2 separate regions of the Homo sapiens genome follow, and region 1 is linked to region 2. The links are chromatin loops, found by intact Hi-C in ENCODE. Cell type or tissue: IMR-90. All regions are shown on one strand. Each heading gives the region's core, and the rest is flanking DNA. Links, peaks and the distances in the headings are about the cores only. Region 1 has its middle 150 kb from the start of DDHD1-DT. Region 2 overlaps TXNDC16 (thioredoxin domain containing 16).

Region 1 (9,373 bases), core at 593-8,592, 840 kb before region 2:
TGCCTACTTTTATACCAGTACCATGCTGTTTTGGTAACTATATCCTTGTAGTATAGTTTGAATTTGGCTAATGTGATGCCTCCAGATTTGTTCTTTTTGCTTAGTCTTGCTTTGGCCATGTGCAGTCTTTTTTTTTTTTTTTTTTTTGGTTCCATATGAATTTTAGGATTGTTTTTTCTAGTTCTGTGAAGAATGATGATGGCATTTTGATGTAAATTGCATTGAATCTGTAGATTGCTTTTGGCAGTATGGCCATTTTCACAATATTGATTCTACCCATCCATGAGAGAATGTGTTTCCATTTGTTTGTGTCATCTATGATTTCTTTCAGCAGTGTTTTGTAGGTTTCCTTGTAGACATCTTTTGCCTCTTTGGTTAGGTATATTCCTAAGTACTTTATTTTTCTTCACAGCTGTTGTAAAAGGGGTTGAGTTCTTGATTTGATTCTCAGCTTGATCGTTGTTGGTGTATAGCGGTGCTACTGATTTGTGTACATTGATTTTGTATGCTGAAACTTTATTGAATTCATATATCAGACCTAGGAGCTTTTTGAGTGAGTCTTTGGGGTTTTCTAGGTATATAATTATGTCATCAAAGAACAGTGACAGTTTCACTTCCTCTTTACCTATTTGGATGTCCTTTATGTGTTTCTCTTGTCTAATTGCTCTGGCTAGGACTTCCAGTACAATGTTGAATAGCAGTGGTGAAACTGGGCATCCTTGTCTTATTCCAGTTCTCAAGAAGAATGCTTCCAACTTTTCCCCATTCAGTATAATGTTGGCCGTGTGTTTGTCCTAGATGGCTTTTATTACCTTAAGGTATGTTTCTTATATGCCGATTTTGCTGATTTTAATCACAAAGCGATGCTGGATTTTGCCAAATGCTTTTTCTGCATCTGTTGAGATGATCATATAATTTTTGTTTTTAATTCTGTTTATGTGATGTATCACATTTATTGATTTGCACATGTTAAACCATCCCTGGTATGAAACCCACTTGATCACGGTGTATTATCTTTTTGATATGCTGTTGAATTTGGTTAGCTAGTATCTTGTGGAGGATTTTTGCATCTGTTTTTATCAGGGATATTGGTCTGTAGTTTTCCTTTTTTTGTTATGTCCTTTCCTGGTTTTGGTATTAGGGTGATGTATTGGTCTGTTTCCATGCTGCTGATAAAGACATACCTGAGACTGGGCAATTTACAAAATAAACAGGTTTAATGGACTACAGTTCCACATGGCTGGGTAGGCCTCACAATCATGGTGGAAGGCAAGGAGGAGCAAGTCATGTCTTAAATGGATGGCAGCAGGGAAAGAGAACTTGTGCAGGGAAACCTCTTTCCCATGTGAAAGACCTACCCCATGATTCAATTACTTCCCACCAGGTCCTCCCACAACACATGGGAATTCAAGATGAGATTTGGGTGGCAACACAGCCAAACCATATCATTTCACCCCTGGCCCCTCCCAAATCTCATGTCCTCACATTTCAAGACCAATGATGGCTTCCCAACAGTCCCCTAAAGTCTTAACTCATTTCAGCATTAACTCAAAAGTCCACAGTCAAAAGTCTCATCTGAGAAAAGGCAAGTCCCTTCCACCTATAAGCTTGTAAAATTAAAAGCATGTTAATTACTTCCTAGATACAACAGGGGTACAGGCATTGGGCAAATACAGCCATTCCAAGTGGGAAAGATTGACCAAAACAATGTTAACAGATGTTGGCACGGATGTGGTGAAAAGGCAACACTTTTATACTTCTGGTGGGTATGTAAACTGGTACAAACACTATCGAAAATAGTATGGGGATTCCTTAAAGAACTAAAAGTAGAACTACAATTTGATCCAGCAGTCCCACTACTGGGTATCTACCCAGAGGAAAATAAGTTATTATATGAAAAAACACACTTGCACACACGTTTATAGCAGCACAATTCTCAATTGCAAAAACATGAAAGCAACCAACAAGTGGATAAAGAAAATGTGAGATACATACATACACACACACACACACACACACACACACACACACCATGGAATACTACTGAGCCATAAAAAGGAATGAAATAATGGCATTTGTAGCAACCTGGATGGAGTTGGAGACCATTATTCTAAATGAAGTAACTCGGAAATGGAAAACCAAAAGTCACATGTTTTCATTTATAAGTGGAAGCTAAGCTATGAGGACCCAAACACCTAAGAATAAAATAATGGATTCTGGGGACTCAGGGTGAAGCGTGGGAGGGGGGTAAGGGATAAAAGACTACAAATAGGGTGCAGTGTACACTGCTCAGGTGTACCAAAATCTCAGAATCACCACTGAAGAACTTTTCCATGCAACCAAACACCACCTGTTCCCCAAAAAAAACTATTGAAATTAATTAAATAAATAAATAAATAAATACCTATAGAAGCCCTAAAAACTAAAAGGTTACAAGACTACTACTTCCCATATATACAATGTTAACACATAAAATCGGTATAAAGAAATTAATAAAGGTAATTTTTCTCAGAATGACCATTTTGATAAGTTTTTTCATATATCAAATTATTTCCAAAATATTTTTGGTACCACTGCTTGAGTACAGGCTTAATCTGCCTACTTGATAACCCAATATTATATATACAGGTAGGCAGATGAATGAAAAGAATGAAAAAAGAGGTAGATGAGAGATAGACATATAGATGAATAGGGGCTATATTTTAACTGCTCACATAATATTTCAAAGTCTATTTAAATGAAGATACGAGATTAATTAGAATGTTATCTATATTCCTCAAAAATGACTCTTCTTCTTGCAAAGGTAGATTATGGTATTCTAAAACTTAAAAGGACTACAGAAATCATCATGCCAACCACTTTCCAGATGAGGAAACTTAGGCTAAAAAGATAAAAGCCAGGATCACACAGTTGGTGAGTGCCAGAATGAAACCAGATCCTAAATGTCCTGCTATCTAGCAAAGCAGTTCTCTACAATACAATCCCACCTTCCTTGATAATACTAAGTTGCTTAGCAAACAAGATCTTCATAAATGTTGCAAGGATAAATTTCCTTTCAGTCTGCCCGAAGCAAATAACCACAATTTGCTTAGTATTAGTAAAACTCAGATCATCTAGGCATTGTCACCCCTTCAAGTTGCCCTCAGAGTGGGACAGTCAACTTGGAACAAAGTTTGACTTAACACAAGTTTCCCAGGTCTGAGAAATATGGCAAGAGGTGGGATTTATTGTTGTTGTTGCTTATCAAAACAGTGAGAAATGGCATGTTAATCAGCGAAGGACAAATTGTGGCTGTCATTTCCTTTTTCTCTAAAAGGTAAATATGTATAGACTGCAAATCATGTCCAGGAGAACTTATTTCTCACATCCCCATCCATCAGTTTGCTCTCAACTGCTCTCAACAAAGTGAGGAACCAGCTTTAAAATAGCTCTGAAATGGAAGGCTACTCTAGGTATGAAATATCCCATGGACCAAACCCAATAATCTCACTTCTCTTGAGTGCTCTCTTATTCTGACATCCAGCATGGTCACAAATAGCTTTTAAAACTGGACCAGGTACAGAAACCAGTCAAAGAAAATAAGAGGATAAAATTTGGAGAAGCCCGTCATGGATTTTAGCTTCCAAGCATATCACCAAAACTGTAATGTTCAACAACTTAAGCAGACATTCTCAGTGACTTCAGTTGACTTCAATGAATTCTGTTTCAGTCCATTTACCACAAAACAGTATGCCAAGGAAGGGACCCCACAGAGAGGAACTTCTCCTATCTAGTCATACCCTACCAACTCAGGTCTGAGGTCCTGATACTAAAAAGCTAAGTAACAAAGAAAATAATTTTTGTGCCTCTGAAGCCATTTTTCGAGGTGAGATGTTTCGCTCCTAGCCAAGCAAAGCTGCAGAATCTGTAGAATGTTGTCTTGCTCCCTCCTTGTCACCAGCCTGCCCTTTAACCCACCACTGAATGCCCTTTTTCTGCTCCAAGACAGCTATTGAATCACCACATTATACTCCCTGACCCTGCGGGGCCATGGTACAATATCAGAATGTCAAACTGGGTCTGAAAAGGGCTTTGTGTGGGATGAGACAAGACTCTAAGGATAGTAGAGCTGCTGAATCACTCAGGATCTGACCACAAATAGTGCTACGCTAAGCTTGCTGGGTAAAACTGCTGCCAGAAGCCCCTGTTAAATTTCTGGGCTAATTATGGAGGGTGGGAGGGTGACCTTGGAGGCAAGTTGTACTTAACACAGAGACCAGGAAGCCTAAGGGAAGAAACCCAAGTTGTACATCCTCATAAATACAATTTAAAATTCTCTAATTTAATAAAAGCATGCGATCCTACGACAAGGTAGTTTTCCTTAGGAGCAGGTGCACTGCAATTTTTTTTTTAATTTTCATATTAAATCTTCAGAGAGTTACACGGTAGATGGCAGCCTGGAAATACGCTGATGTATCCTGGCAGAATTTCAGACATAATGATTTTTTTTTCCTCTGTAAATCTTCCATCAGTGGGAAGGAAAGCCCTGCCAAAACTGAGAAACCCAAGCTGGAGGCAGCGAGGCTCCCACTCAGAGCACGGCGACATGCCAAGGCTTTCAAGGCCAAATCGGAAACAACCACGTTGAGTTCATTAAAACGACTGAATGATCAAAGTCATGCAAGCCTTCACAAAGGCAAAAATTAATCTGTTTAATACTTGGCTAAATTCTCAAGTGCTAAAGTAAATTTGAAACGAAATTCATCAAACTCCCCCTCTTCCTGTGGAAAAATCCTTTGAGTTCCTCAGAGTGCCCAGCAGATGGCAGAAGCGGTCTTTGTTTCAATCCATGGGCCTCAGCTACCGCGCCATGCCCAAAATTAACGGGAATAGGTACACCTGGGTATAGTTGTATATCTGAATGTGAAAATACACTTTCAGGATATCAGGAATTATATTCCAGTATGGCTAGGGTTATTCTCAGTTATCAATCTCGAGGGAGGAAACGTCCCCAGGAAGTGGTACCAAAAGATGACTCTTGCACATCAATGAAAAGGCCTGTGGAAGGACGACAGTCCAACTACTGGAACCCTGTTTTTATATCTCTCAGGAGCCTCCCACCATGCCCACCCCTCATCTCCCTCCCATTTCCTACTCCTTAAAGACTTGCATACACATTCCTGAGTCTTCAGCAACCTGTGTCCTCGCCACCCAGGTGAAGAAGCTGGGTATGTGCAGGATATTCCCTACTGCAACAATGCCTCCTCAGCCTGCCTCCTCTGCCCAGGTCAGCCTCCACAACCAGAGGTTCTGGGAATTAGGTTCCACTGTCCTGAGCATTATGAATATTGATTCCTGTTGGACAAACTGCAGCTAGTCTAGGATCTCAGATTCCTCCATTTCCCGGGAGGGCAACATATAAAATATTAATACATTTCATCATGAGAAACAAAACTCATTAAAACTACATACATATTCATGAAAATTCTTTCACTGTTTATTTCATGAAATGAAAACATTTTTTCCAACCAGATCAAGGGAGGGAAGAAAATGTTTTCTATAGGTCCAATTTTATACACTCTGGTATGAAATGAATCAATAGTAGCTAGGAGGAGAAAAATCAAAGATTTCCTTTTCAACAGCAATAAATCCAGTCAAATCCTATTTGGTATGGCACTTGCCATAGCTTGTAAAATCTGAAGTTGCTAAATTATGTATTTCAATAGTAATTCCTTACAAATTAATAGGAAGTGCTAAATTAGGACAAGTGGCCTCCAATTGGATCCAGATGCTCAATCCTAGACTAGGTAGAAAGTGTGAAAAATTAGGAACTGTACTGATTCTTTCTCTGAGTTTGTTGAAGGAGCCAAGTTCTTCCAGCATGGAATGTAAACACTTGGGAAGGTAGCCTAAGAGAAGCATGTGTTACGTGGCAGCCTGAGTCCCAGCTGTGTTTACACTGAGATTCCAAAATATCTGAGCCTGGAAGGACAGCTGTGGTGTAAGGAGGAACAGAGGAGCCTCCTGGGACAGAATGACCCCAAAGGGAAAGAGAGAAGCTGGTTCAAAACCAATGGGCCAGGGTTCAAGGGGTGGTGTGGTCATTAACAAAGCAGGGTGACCATCGCTCAGCTTATCCAGGAGACTCACATCCAAGTCCCAAGGGTGATGATGGAGAAAATGCTGAAACCTGTTGACATTATTGGCCCCCCTCATGCTGCTGGCTGTGTTGATGGTGGTGGAAACAATAAAAACAGCACTGGCCTTGGGCAGCCGTAGGGCTGACATCACCATCCTCAATCTTGGAGACTGGCAGCATCCACAGAGAGAGGGTGCCTTTGGGAGGCATCTGTGACACTGCTGCTGCATCTGCCATTCATGAAGAAGAGGCCCCAGCTGCAAATGAAGCCAGCATTTAATGACCCAGTATCAGAAGAAGAAAAATCACAGACCTCCTGCTGTGACAAAAACAACTAGTTCTCAGAGAACTGGCTGCGGTAGTGGAATAAAGACCCCCCAAAGATGCCCACGTCCTAAACCCCAGAAGCTGTGAGTGCATTACCTTACAGGGCAAAAGGGACATTGTAGATGTGATTAAGGACGTTGAGATGGGGACATTATCCTGGATTATGTGGTGGGCCCAAGACAATCAATCACAGGGTCCTTAGAAAAGGGAGGAAGGAGAGTCAGAATCAGAGAAGAAGATACAACAACAGAAGCAGTGGTCAGAGAGAGATACAAAGATGCTGCACTGCTGGCTTTAAAGATAAAGAAAGAGGCCTCAAGCTAAGAAATGTAGGAAGTCTTCAGAAGCTGGAAAAGGCAACGAAATGGGTTTTCCCGTGGAGCTTCCCAAGGCAGCATGGCTCTGCCGACCCATTTTAGACTTACAGCCCCCAGAACTATATAAGATAAGTGTGTGTGGTTTTAAGCCACTAAGACTGTGGTAATGTGTTACAGCAGAAATTGGAAAATAATACACTGGTGATATACTCTTTTGAGGGCTTTCAGAACCATTTGTGAGGATAAGGAGGCTCAAATTCCCACAGTACAAGGGGAAACAGAGCCAGAATGTGTGGGGGCGTTCTCCTCCACAGTTTGTGCGTGTGGGGGAGGCAGGTTAGTGTAGGGTAGACTAGGTCCATGGGTCTGCTTTATGGACCAAGCTCTCACGTTGAACCTTCATTCAAATCAGCAGCATCTGTTTTCTACAACACACATCACTTTGCTCTCCTTCCATATCTTCAAGAACTTCTAAGAGGCAAGTTGTGCCATAAGTACTTCAAAGGATACTACGTGTCCCATGTCTTTTTTTTTTTCTGTGAGACGGAGTCTTGCTCTGTTGCTCAGGCTGGAGTGCAATGACCCAATCTCCACACACTACAACCTCCATCTCCCAAGTTCAAGCAATTCTCCTGCCTCAGCCTCCCGAGTAGCATGCACCATCATATCCAGCTAATTTTTATATTTTCAGTAGAGACAGGGTTTTGCCATGTTGGCCAGGCTGGTCTTGAACTCCTGATCTCAGGTGATCTGCCCATCTCAGCCTCCCAAAGTGCTGGGATTATAGGCATGAGCTGCTGCTCCTTATCCCAAGTCATTTAATATCCTAAGGCCAAAGCTCATCCTTAACTTTTGGAGACTAATTACTCAAAATTTCTCAATCATTTTCTCTAGATTTTAGTTCAGTCCTTAAAATCATTCTGCTGATGGAAAAACTGGAAACTCTAAAAAGCAGAACACCTCTCCTCCTCCAAAGGAACGCAGTTCCTCACCAGCAACGGAACAAAGCTGGATGGAAAATGACTTTGACGAGTTGAGAGAAGAAGGCTTCAGACGATCAAACTACTCCGAGCTACAGGAGGAAATTAAAACCAAAGGCAAAGAAGTTAAAAACTTTGAAAAAAATTTAGACGAATGTATAACTAGAATAACCAATACAGAGAAGTGCTTAAAGGAGGTGATGCAGCTGAAAGCCAAGGCTCGAGAACTACGTGAAGAATGCAGAAGCCTCAGGAGCCGATGGAATCAACTGGAAGAAAGGGTATCAGTGATGGAAGATGAAATGAATGAAATGAAGCGAGAAGGGAAGTTTAGAGAAAAAAGAATAAAAAGAAACGAACAAAGCCTCCAAGAAATACGGGACTATGTGAAAAGACCAAATCTACGTCTGATTGGTGTACCTGAAAGTGACGGTGAGAATGCAACCAGGTTGGAAAACACTCTGCAGGATATCATCCAGGAGAACTTCCCCAATCTAGCAAGGCAGGCCAACATTCAGATTCAGGAAATACAGAGAATGCCACAAAGATACTCCTCAAGAAGAGCATCTCCAAGACACATAATTGTCAGATTCACCAAAGTTGAAATGAAGGAAAAAATGTTAAGGGCAGCCAGAGAGAAAGGTCGGGTTACCCACAAAGGGAAGCCCATCAGACTAATAGCGGATCTCTCAGCAGAAACTCTACAAGCCAGAAGAGAGTGGGGACCAATATTCAACATTCTTAAAGAAAAGAATTTTCAACTCAGAATTTCATATCCAGCCAAACTAAGCTTCATAAGTGAAGGAGAAATAAAATCCTCTACAGACAAGCAAATGCTGAGAGATTTTGTCACCACCAGGCCTGCCCTAAAAGAGCTCCTGAAGGAAGCACTAAACATGGAAAGGAACAACCGGTACCAGCCACTGCAAAATCATGCCAAATTGTAAAGACCATCGAGGCTAGGAAGAGACTGCATCAACTAACGAGCAAAATCACCAGCTAACATCATAATGACAGGATCAAATTCACACATAACAATATTAACTTTAAATGTAAATGGACTAAATGCTCCAATTAAAAGACACAGACTGGCAAATTGGATAAAGAGTCAAGACCCATCAGTGTGCTGTATTCAGGAAACCCATCTCACGTGCAGAGACACACATAGGCTCAAAACAAAAGGATGGAGGAAGATCTACCAAGCAAATGGAAAACAAAAAAAGGCAGGGGTTGCAATCCTAGTCTCGGATAAAACAGACTTTAAACCAACAAAGATCAGAAGAGACAAAGAAGGCCATTACATAATGGTAAAGGGATCAATTCAACAAGAAGAGCTAACTATCCTAAATATATATGCACCCAATACAGGAGCACCCAGATTCATAAAGCAAGTCCTTAGTGACCTACAAAGAGACTTAGACTCCCACACAATAATAATGGGAGACTTTAACACCCCACTGTCAACATTAGACAGATCAACGAGACAGAAAGTTAACAAGGATACCCAGGAATTGAACTCAGCTCTGCACCAAGCAGACCTAATAGACATCTACAGAACTCTCCACCCCAAATCAACAGAATATACATTCTTTTCAGCACCACACCACACCTATTCCAAAACTGACCACATA
Region 2 (9,373 bases), core at 825-8,824:
GAATTTCCTATCATAAAGATGTACAAGAAAGGCGAGAACCCAGTATCTTATGCTGGAATGTTAGGAACCGAAGATCTCCTAAAATTTATCCAGCTGTAAGTATTCAGCTTCATTATAAGATCTCTGAATGTTTAGGTCTTTAGAAGTTCTAATTCTCAGACTTTGCTAACACTTAAAATAGGTTAAGGAAGATACTAGAATTGAGATCACAAAATGAATATTTATGAAAGTCTGTGTACATTTCAACACTTTTCGGGAGATAGCAATTTTGTTTAATGAGTCTGATTTTCTTTAAGAATAATATTTAATTTTCTATATTTTGTAAGATATTATCCTATGTAATATATTGTTTGCTATGTTTAGTATGCTTTTTTTTTACAAACTGAAAATATCTTAAAAAATTAATTTGTAATATAGTTATATGTTTATCCAGCAACAGGATTTCATATCCAGTGAATATAACATCGATCCAAGAAGCAGAAGAATATTTAAGTGGGGAATTATATAAAGACCTCATCTTGTATTCTAGTGTGTCAGTATTGGGACTATTTAGTCCAACCATGAAAACAGGTAAGCAGAGCTGAGCTTTTAAATTATACAGTAGAGTATATCATTGCTTGCTAGTTTTATTTTTTAAGAATATCTTTTTAAATTATAGAGAATTTCAAAATTATGGAGAAGTTTGAAGAAAAATAAAATATCGTAAGCTAATTATTCAGAGATAGTGTTAAATTTTGATGTAATTTCTTCCATCTTTTTTCTGTGTACCTACAGATTGCATATTTATGTATGTTTTAACATAATTGGGCTAAAACTGTGTATCTAGGTTAGAATCTTGCGTTTTTTTTGTTTGTTTTGTTTTTTTGAGACAGAGTCTCGCTCTGTCACCAAGCTGGAGTGCAGTGGCGTGATGTCGGCTCACTGCAACCTCTGCCTCCTGGGTTCAAGTGATTCTCCTGCCTCAGCCTCCTGAGTAGCTGGGACTACAGGCACATGCCACCATGCCCAGCTAATTTTTGTGTGTTTAGTAGAGACGGGGTTTCACCATGTTGGCCAGGATGGTCTCCATCTCTTGACCTCATGATCCGCCTGCCTTGGCCTCCCAAAGTGCTGGGGTGAGCCACCGCACCTAGCCAGAATCTTGTTTTTATTTAACATTACAATGATGTATTGATATTCTTCATGAACATTATGGCTACATAATATTTGGTGAATATATATATCAAAATGTATTTAAATTTGTTTTTTGTTTTTTTTTTTGAGACGAGATCTTGCTCTGTCACCTAGGCTGGAGTGCAATGGCATGATCTCGGCTCACTGCAATCTCTGCTTCCTGGGCTCAAGCAATCCTCCCATCTCAACCTCCTGAGTAACTGGGACCACAGACATGTGCCACCATGCCCAGCTAATTTTTTGTGTTTTTGTAGAGACAGGATTTCACCATGTTGCCCAGGCTGGTCTTGAACTTCTGAGCTCAAGTGATCCACCCATCTTGGCCTGCCGAAGTGTTGGGATTACAGATGTGAGCCACCACACCTGGCCTTATTTAACTATTTATGAACAATATTTGTACTGTTTCCTTTTTTTTTCCTTCTGTATGTGAAGAATATTTTTGAGTCTTTGTATGGATTTTAGACCATATAATGAGTTTAGGTTCCCAATAGAATAACGTATGTCTTCTATAAATTGTAGGTTATATACATTACTCATGGTTTTTTGTTTTTTTTTTTGAGACAGGGTCTCGCCCTATTGCCCAGGTTGGAGTACAGTGACACAATCACAGCTCACTGCACACTCAACCTCCTGGGCTTAAGTGAGCCTCCCACCTCAGCCTCCTGAGTAGCTAGGATTATAGACATGTGCCACCATGCCCACTAATTTTTTAATTTTTCATAGAGATGAGGTCTCCCTGTGTTGCCCAGGCTGGTCTCAAACTCCTGGGCTCAAGCAGTTTTCCTGCCCTGGCCTCCCAAAGTGCTGGTAGTATAGGCATGAGCCACTGTACTTGCCCACTCACTTTTTAAAATGGAGTTTTACTGTTTGTCTAATGAATTGGTGTGAGACCTTTGTATATTAAGGATATTAAGCTTTTGTCATTTTGTTTCAGTTATTTTCCCTCAGTCTGTTATTTGCTCTTTAGCTTTGTTTAATGATAATTTTGTATATCACAGTTTAAAATTTTTTTAATCTATTGATTTTAAGATTTCTTCTATTGCTTTTAGCTATAAAAAACCCTATCATTTTTGTCACCTAATATTCACCTGTATTTTTTCTTGCTTTAATTTACAATATTTTCCTATTTTAATTTGTCTTGCTTTGTATATTTTTTCTTTTAAAAAAATTTTGATAACATACACATAACGTAAAATTTACCATCTTACCCATTTTTAAGTGTATGTTTTACAAGTATTAAGTATATTCACATTGTTGTACAACTAATCTCCAGAACATTTTCATCTTGCAAAACTGAAACTCTGTACTCATTAAACAACAGCTTTTCATTTCATCCTCCTCCCAGGCCCTGGTAACCACCACTCTACTTTCTGTTTATATGAGTCTGGCTACTCTATGTACCTCATACAGGTGGAATCATACAGTATTTATCTTTTTCTGACTGACTTATTTCACTTAGCATAATGTCTTCAGGGTTCATCTATATTGTAGTGTGTGTCAGAATTTCCTTCCAATTTAGGCCGAATAGTATTCCATTGTATGTATATATCTTATTTTGTTTATCTGTTTATCCATTAATGAATTTTTGGGTTACTTCTACCTCTTGGCTGTTGTGAATAACGCGGTTGTGAACATGGGTATGGAAATATCTCTCTGGTACTCTGCTTTCAATTATTTTGAGTACATACTGAGAAGTGGAATTGCTGGGTCATATGGTAATTCTGTTTTTAGTTTTTGAGGAACCGCAGTACTATTTTCCGCCCTGGCTGCATCATTTTACATTCCTACCAACAGTGTACAGGGGTTCCAATGACTTTAACATCCTTGCCAATATTCGTTATTTTATTTTATTTTTTATGATAGCCATCTTAATGGGTGTGAGGTGATATCTTGTTGTGGCTTTGATTTGCATTTCCCAGACGATTAGTGATGCTGAGCATCTTTTCATTATGCTTCTTGGTCATTTGTATATATTCTTTGGAGAAATGTCTGTAACTCCTTTGCCTGTTTTTAAATTGGGTTATTTATATTTTTGTTGCAGAAATTCTTTATATATTCTGGATATTATCCTTTATCAAAGATTTGATTTGTAAATATTTTCTCTCATTCCATAGATTGCTTTTTTACTCTGTTGATTGTGATTTTTTTCCCTTTTTTAAAAGTTTTTAACCCTTTAGATATTTTAGTGCATGGGATGAGTGTTGGTGCCAACTTAATTTTTTTTCTAATAGTTAACGTTTATCCTTTTTTTCTCCTCTATATGTGATTTCACCAGCACCATGTTGTCCTTATCTATATGTGTGTGTGTGTGATATATGTCTGTTTAATTGTTTTCTATTTTATTCACTTTACCTATTGATACTTAGTCTATTAGTTTTATAATACATGTTGAATATAGAGTCAAGTCTCTGATCTGTCTTTTTAAATATTTTCTTGTTTTTTTTTCTATTGACTCTACTAGGTGAACATTAGTAATTTATACTTATTCTCTTAACTGATTTGGATATCTGCTGCTTGTTTTATGCTTCATTATTGTTTTTCTTTATTTTTTATTATTATTATTTTTTGAGATGGAGTCTTGCTCTGTCACCCAGGCTGGAGTGCAGTGGCGTGATCTCGGCTCACTGCAAGCTCCGCCTCCCGGGTTCACGCCATTCTCCTGCCTCAGCCTCCCGAGTAGCTGGGACTACAGGAGCCTGCCACCATGCCCCGCTAATTTTTTTATATTTTTAATAGAGACGGGGTTTTAACGCATTAGCCAGGATGGTTTCCATCTCCTGACCTTGTGATCCGCCTATCTCGGCCTCCCAAAGTGCTGGGATTACAGGCATGAGCCACCGCGCCTGGCCATTTTTCTTTATTTTTTAAAATATGGTGTCTGCTTCTTTTGCTTGTATTTTCTCCAGGACTAGAGAAAATGTTCCCCAAAAACATATTTGAACCTATAAAGTTAAAGATCGTTTCAATGATTTGGACTCCCTCTTGTGGAAGATGCTTTTAATTTCTTTTTTGAAGTCTTTTTTTTTTTTTTTTTTTTTTTTGAGACAGAGTCTTGTTCTGTCATCCGGGTTGGAGTGCAGTGGTGTGATCTCAGCTCACTGCAACCTCTGCCTCCCAGGTTCAGGCATTTCTCCTGCCTCATTCTCCCAGGTTGTTGGGACTACAGGCATGTGCCACCATGCCTGGCTACTTTTTGTATTTTTAGTAGAGATGGGGTTCTATGGTTTTTTTTTCTTTGTATGCCATGGTTTCATGTTATGGATTCATATTACCTTTATTGCTGAGCTTTTATTTATTTATTTAATTATTTATTGCATCATACGTAATAAAATGTTGGAAATTTTTGAAAGAAAATCCTTCATTCACTTTTCCAACATTTTATTATGAACTTTTTCAAGCACACAGCAAAGTTCAAAGAATTGTACAGTGAACACCCATATACTCACCACCTAGATTCTACCATTAACATTTTATATTTGCTTTAGTATATACCTGTATATCTTTCTACTTATTAATTCATCTTATTTTTGATGCAATTCAAATTAATGTTTTTGCATTCAACTTTGATATGCTTATAACAATTATTTTTACTTTGATAGTTTTACATGGCAGCATAAACTACAGTATTTTTTAAATATCACACCTTCTCTTTACTTAGACCGTTACTCTTTATTTATCTCTTGCTTCACAGGAATGTGTCTTTCAATAAGTTTTTAAGGAAGGGTACACATAGGGTGTTTTTTCTGACCGATAGTATTTCTGGGAATGTTATTTGTTGCTTTTGCATCTAGGTGGCCTCTTGAGTCGGTAACAAAACCCTCAATTTTTTTTTTTTTTTTTTTGAGATGGAGTCTTGCTCTGTCGCCCAGGCTGGAGTGCAGTGGCGCGATCTCGGCTCACTGCAAGCTCGGCCTCCCAGGTTCACGCCATTCTCCTGCCTCAGTCTCCCGAGTAGTTGGGACTACAGGCGCCCGCCACCAAGCCCGGCTGACTCTTTGTATTTTTAGTAGAGACGGGGTTTCACCGTGTTAGCCAGGATGGTCTCGATCTCCTCACCTCGTGATCCACCCGCCTCGGCCTCCCAAAGTGCTGGCATTGCAGGCGTGAGCCACTGCGCCTGGCCAATGTTTACTTCATTATACTAACTCTTACCATTTATCTAGGAAACTTCCCTCCTCCTTGTTTTTCTTTTCTTGAGTTGGATTTCAAATTCTGAATGAAAGAGTTTAAGAATATTTGTCTGAGAAGAGGACCCCACTGGTCTAGCATTATGTTTGCACATAGTAGATACTATTAACTACATATTAAATTTTGCTTTCTACAAATTTACATCTAGCAATTTTTTTCTACTTTGTTTTCAGAATTGTAAAAAGTAAAAACGAAAGGAACTTACAAAAAATAAATAATAAGAATATTAATATGTGCCCTGTGGCTTATCATCTTTGAAGGCAAAATCCTAGAGAGCATATCTTTATATTTTTTATTTTTTTTGAGACAGAGTCTTGCTCTGTCACCCAGGCTCAGTGACATGCAGTGGCATGATGTTGGCTCACTGCAACCTCCACCTCCCAGGTTCATGCAGTTTTCATGCCTCAGCCTCCCAAGTACTGAGACCACAGACATGTGCCATGCAGCAGCACGCCCAGCTAATTTTTTGTCTTTTTAGTAGAGACAGGGTTTCACTGTGTTGGCCAGGCTGGTCTCAAACTCCTGGCCTGTAGTGATCTGCCCACCTGAGCCTCCCAAAGTGCTGAGATTATAGGCGTGAGCCACCGCACCTGGCCTTATAGAGAGCATAACCTTCTAATGAAAAAAAAAATTTTTATGAAAAATTGGGAAGTAAGTCTGTGTTTTACTCCTCCACCTTCCTTCCCTTTTGAATGTTTTTGCTCCAACGGTTGACAGTGTCCTCTCTGTACCTCAGGTGCCTGGTGCCCTAACCTTCTCATTTATTATTCACACTAGGCCTCCTTCCAAGAAGAATTTAAGTCTTCAGATCATAAAAAGCACAAATAGGATAAAATCATTGAAAACAGTGTAAAAACTCAGCAATAAAACAGTAGGGGGTAATTATGTAGAAAGTCTAGAAAACACTGTCGTTTGTCATAAAACTTAGCCCTAAGCAATCTGGTAGCAACTAGAAACAAAAAGATGAAATTTTTGCCGTCTATCGTCATATGTAATAAATCACAACACACAAGTTAGGATGCTGATTAATCCACAGAGAAAACTTTTTCCTAATTCAAATATTGAAAAGAATTTTTCATATTATTTTTTACATTGGGAATCAACATAAGAAATGGTGTACTTGATCATATTTTTACACAAATGATGATAAAATGTACATACAGTCATCTCGCAATACAAGTCAAAAACGTAATGTTAAATTATTTAAAGGTAGTTCTGGTGTGCCAGAATGATGTAGCCTGGATATGATAACTTCATTATTTGACTGGATTGATTGTTCCCAACATTGTCAGTTAGATATTCGTTCCTTTTTATTTCTTTTAGTTTGTTTTTGTTTTTTTGCAAACACTGATATATTAGTAGCTGGACTATCAACATCTATTGAAGAGAGAATAAATAATGATAAAAATCTTATGAATTTATTAACATTTCTATATAAATTTGTGTTTTGTTAATAAAAGCTAACTCGTGTTAAATTTAGCCTAAAGCTGCCTCCGTATATATTTTAAGTTCAGACTAAAGGTTTCTCTATAAGTAGTGAACTGTAACCTAACTAAATGTATAAACAGACTATAACCAACTCTTATACCACTCACCAAGTTTTGGTCAATCAAAGGTGGCCAACTGTTCAAATCCTGTTCAAATAAGACAAATGCCAAGCTGTAACCAATCCAGCTATTTCTTCACCTCACTTCCTCTTACTGTCTGTAAATCCTTTCTGACTTCATGGTAGCACTGAGGTTGCCATGAACCTATTCTGGTTTGGGGGGGCTGCCCAGCCGCAAATGGTTCTTTGATCGGTTAAACTCTATTAAATTTAGTTCAAAGTTTTTCTTTTAACAGATGGTGTCAGAAATAGGACCTATAGTAGAACTTCCAGCGACCCCCGGAAGCATAGAGTGACCAAATGGTGTACCCGCTGGGCCCATTGTGTCCATTGCTCTCTCGCAGCCACTGGGGATCGTGGGTAAGTTCTCTTTCAGACTTTGAAGCTCCACGGCTTTGTGTTCTGAGCTATCTGAGTTTGTTTGAGCAGATTTTTTTTTTTTTTTATCTGAACTGGGTTTGGAAGTTGTTACAGAAACTGGACTGGGTCCAGGATCAAATTAGGTCTGATAATTAACTGACTTAGATCTAGTTAAAGGCCTCAGATGTCTGAATCAGACAGAAACTGACAGTAAATGGCAATATTGTAGGTAGTATGAACTTCAGCTTTCAGAAATTTGCAGGGACTTTTGTGTTCTATCCCCTTTGTTTCTTTTTCTTGCACTCATAGGTAGGAAAAAAGTCAATGACTAAGTTGTGAGGAAATCTGAGAGCCAAAGCCAAGATTCAACATAAAAATGAGATCCTTAATTTCTGAAGAACTGAGTACTCCACTTTCTGGCTACAACTACCTACAAACACTTACAAAAATGGCAAAATGTTACTAAAGGTAATTTAAAGTTGCAGTAGAACATTTCAAATGAAAAATGCTACACTTTAGAAGTACATTTAAAAATGAGGACTCTCTAATTAGGCTTATTCAGGGATGCCTATTGGTGTGCAGAAGCTTCTGAAAAGATTTCAGTATTTTTATTGCCTGTTTTAAAAGACCCTTTATAACAGGTAGCCAGGGCCAGGAACAGTGGCTTATATTTCCACATGCCTATAATCCCAGCATTTTGGGAGGCCGAGGCAGGCAGATCACTTGAGGTCAGGAGTTTTTAACACCAGCCAGGCTGGGCAACATGGTGAAACCCTGTCTCTACTAAAAATACAAAAATTAGCCAGGCATGGTGGCATGTGCCTGTAATTCCAGCTATTTGGGAGGCTGAGGCATAAGAATTGCTTCAACCCAGGAGGCGGAGATTGCAATGAGCCAAGATTGTGCCACTGCACTCAGTCTGGATGATGGAGTGAGAGTCTGTCTAATCCCAGCTACTCAGGAAGCTGAGGTGGGGGGAATGTTTGAGGCTAAGAGTTCAAGACCAGCCTAGGCTACACAGGAAGACTGTGTCTCTAAAAAAAAATATAAACAAAAATATAAAGAACTTGCTGACTATAGGTTTAAAAAAATAAAAGAGAAACCATTTAAAAGCCAGCAAATGAAAATTTTGTATAAAAGCCATAAAATCTGCTTCTGTCTGGATGTCTCTATGTCTATATGTGTTATGTATGTGTGATATTTGGTAAATCTAGTTTCAAAGTTGTTAACAAAGTAAAATAAAAATGGCTTCAAGAGTGTAACTTAAATATAATTCAGATATTTTTGCCTGGATCTACTGGTCAGACAGGTTTATGCTGTCTTTACATGTTTTAAGGTCATAAAACTGCTAATTTTCTATAATATTTTTGGCACTTGCTTGATTTGTCTGTGGGCTAAAGCTGGCTGTTGAGCTTCCCTAGAGCTTTGCACACATCTTACTATAAGCTGGTCTTTGGTTTTGAGCTTCAAGATTCTGGGGTCTGGACAGGTGGCCATGGTAAGGCCTGGAGGCATGTCGTCAATGCTTAGGCCACCTGCTGCAGGGCCCCTTGTTCCTCCTTGCTTGGCCCAGATTTGCCTCATGGCCATGCTGGGAGTGGTCAGATCCACCAGACATCCTCTTCACAGCTCTGTCTTCTGTCCTGACATCTGGTATGTAAATTTAGGACCCAAAAGAGCCCTGCCTTTTATAGGCATCAGGTGCCACATGGGTACTCAGGACTAAGGACAACTGAGAAAGACATTAAGGAGGGTACCTGTGTCATAATTTATTTTCCAATAATTAAAAATCTTTAAGTCATGTTAAATAATAATAAAATGTCTGAGTCATTCCTAAATAAGTTAAAATACTAAAATTAATTATCAAACATATGTTTGTTTATGTACTTTGACATCTTATTTTTACATGATATAAAAAAGCTAAATATATTTAGATTTGTTAATAAAATTAAAATATCTAAAAATTATAAATGATTTTCATCTACAAATATTGATATAAAACAGTTCAAAATTAATTTCTAGGTTTTTACTAGAAATTTGGGTTAC

Evidence for each region. Hi-C counts contacts between places; a loop is a spot of excess contacts. Peaks named below come from ENCODE experiments on the same cell type or tissue, not always from the same donor. Only the 100,000 strongest peaks of a DNase experiment are listed, where the experiment ranks them.
Region 1: it touches region 2 in a loop (10-fold over the local background); 4 of 110 quality-filtered maps call a loop at or near these places.

The regions. Positions count from the first base shown.
Region 1 is chr14:53,301,810-53,311,182 of GRCh38, reverse strand. No RefSeq gene overlaps it. Among named protein-coding and RNA genes, the nearest start is that of DDHD1-DT, 150 kb to the right of the region's middle. RefSeq lists an enhancer at 4,638-4,932. In IMR-90, for the core only: a CTCF peak has its summit at 4,780 (motif pointing right); DNase peaks (open chromatin) are centred at 4,092, 4,772 and 5,912; H3K4me3 peaks cover 302 bases; H3K27ac peaks cover 848 bases.
Region 2 is chr14:52,461,234-52,470,606 of GRCh38, reverse strand. TXNDC16 (thioredoxin domain containing 16) reads left to right here. Exons shown (of 21, transcript NM_020784.3): 15 at 1-95; 16 at 434-570. Among named protein-coding and RNA genes, the nearest start is that of TXNDC16, 87 kb to the left of the region's middle. In IMR-90, for the core only: a CTCF peak has its summit at 4,147 (motif pointing left); a DNase peak (open chromatin) is centred at 4,166.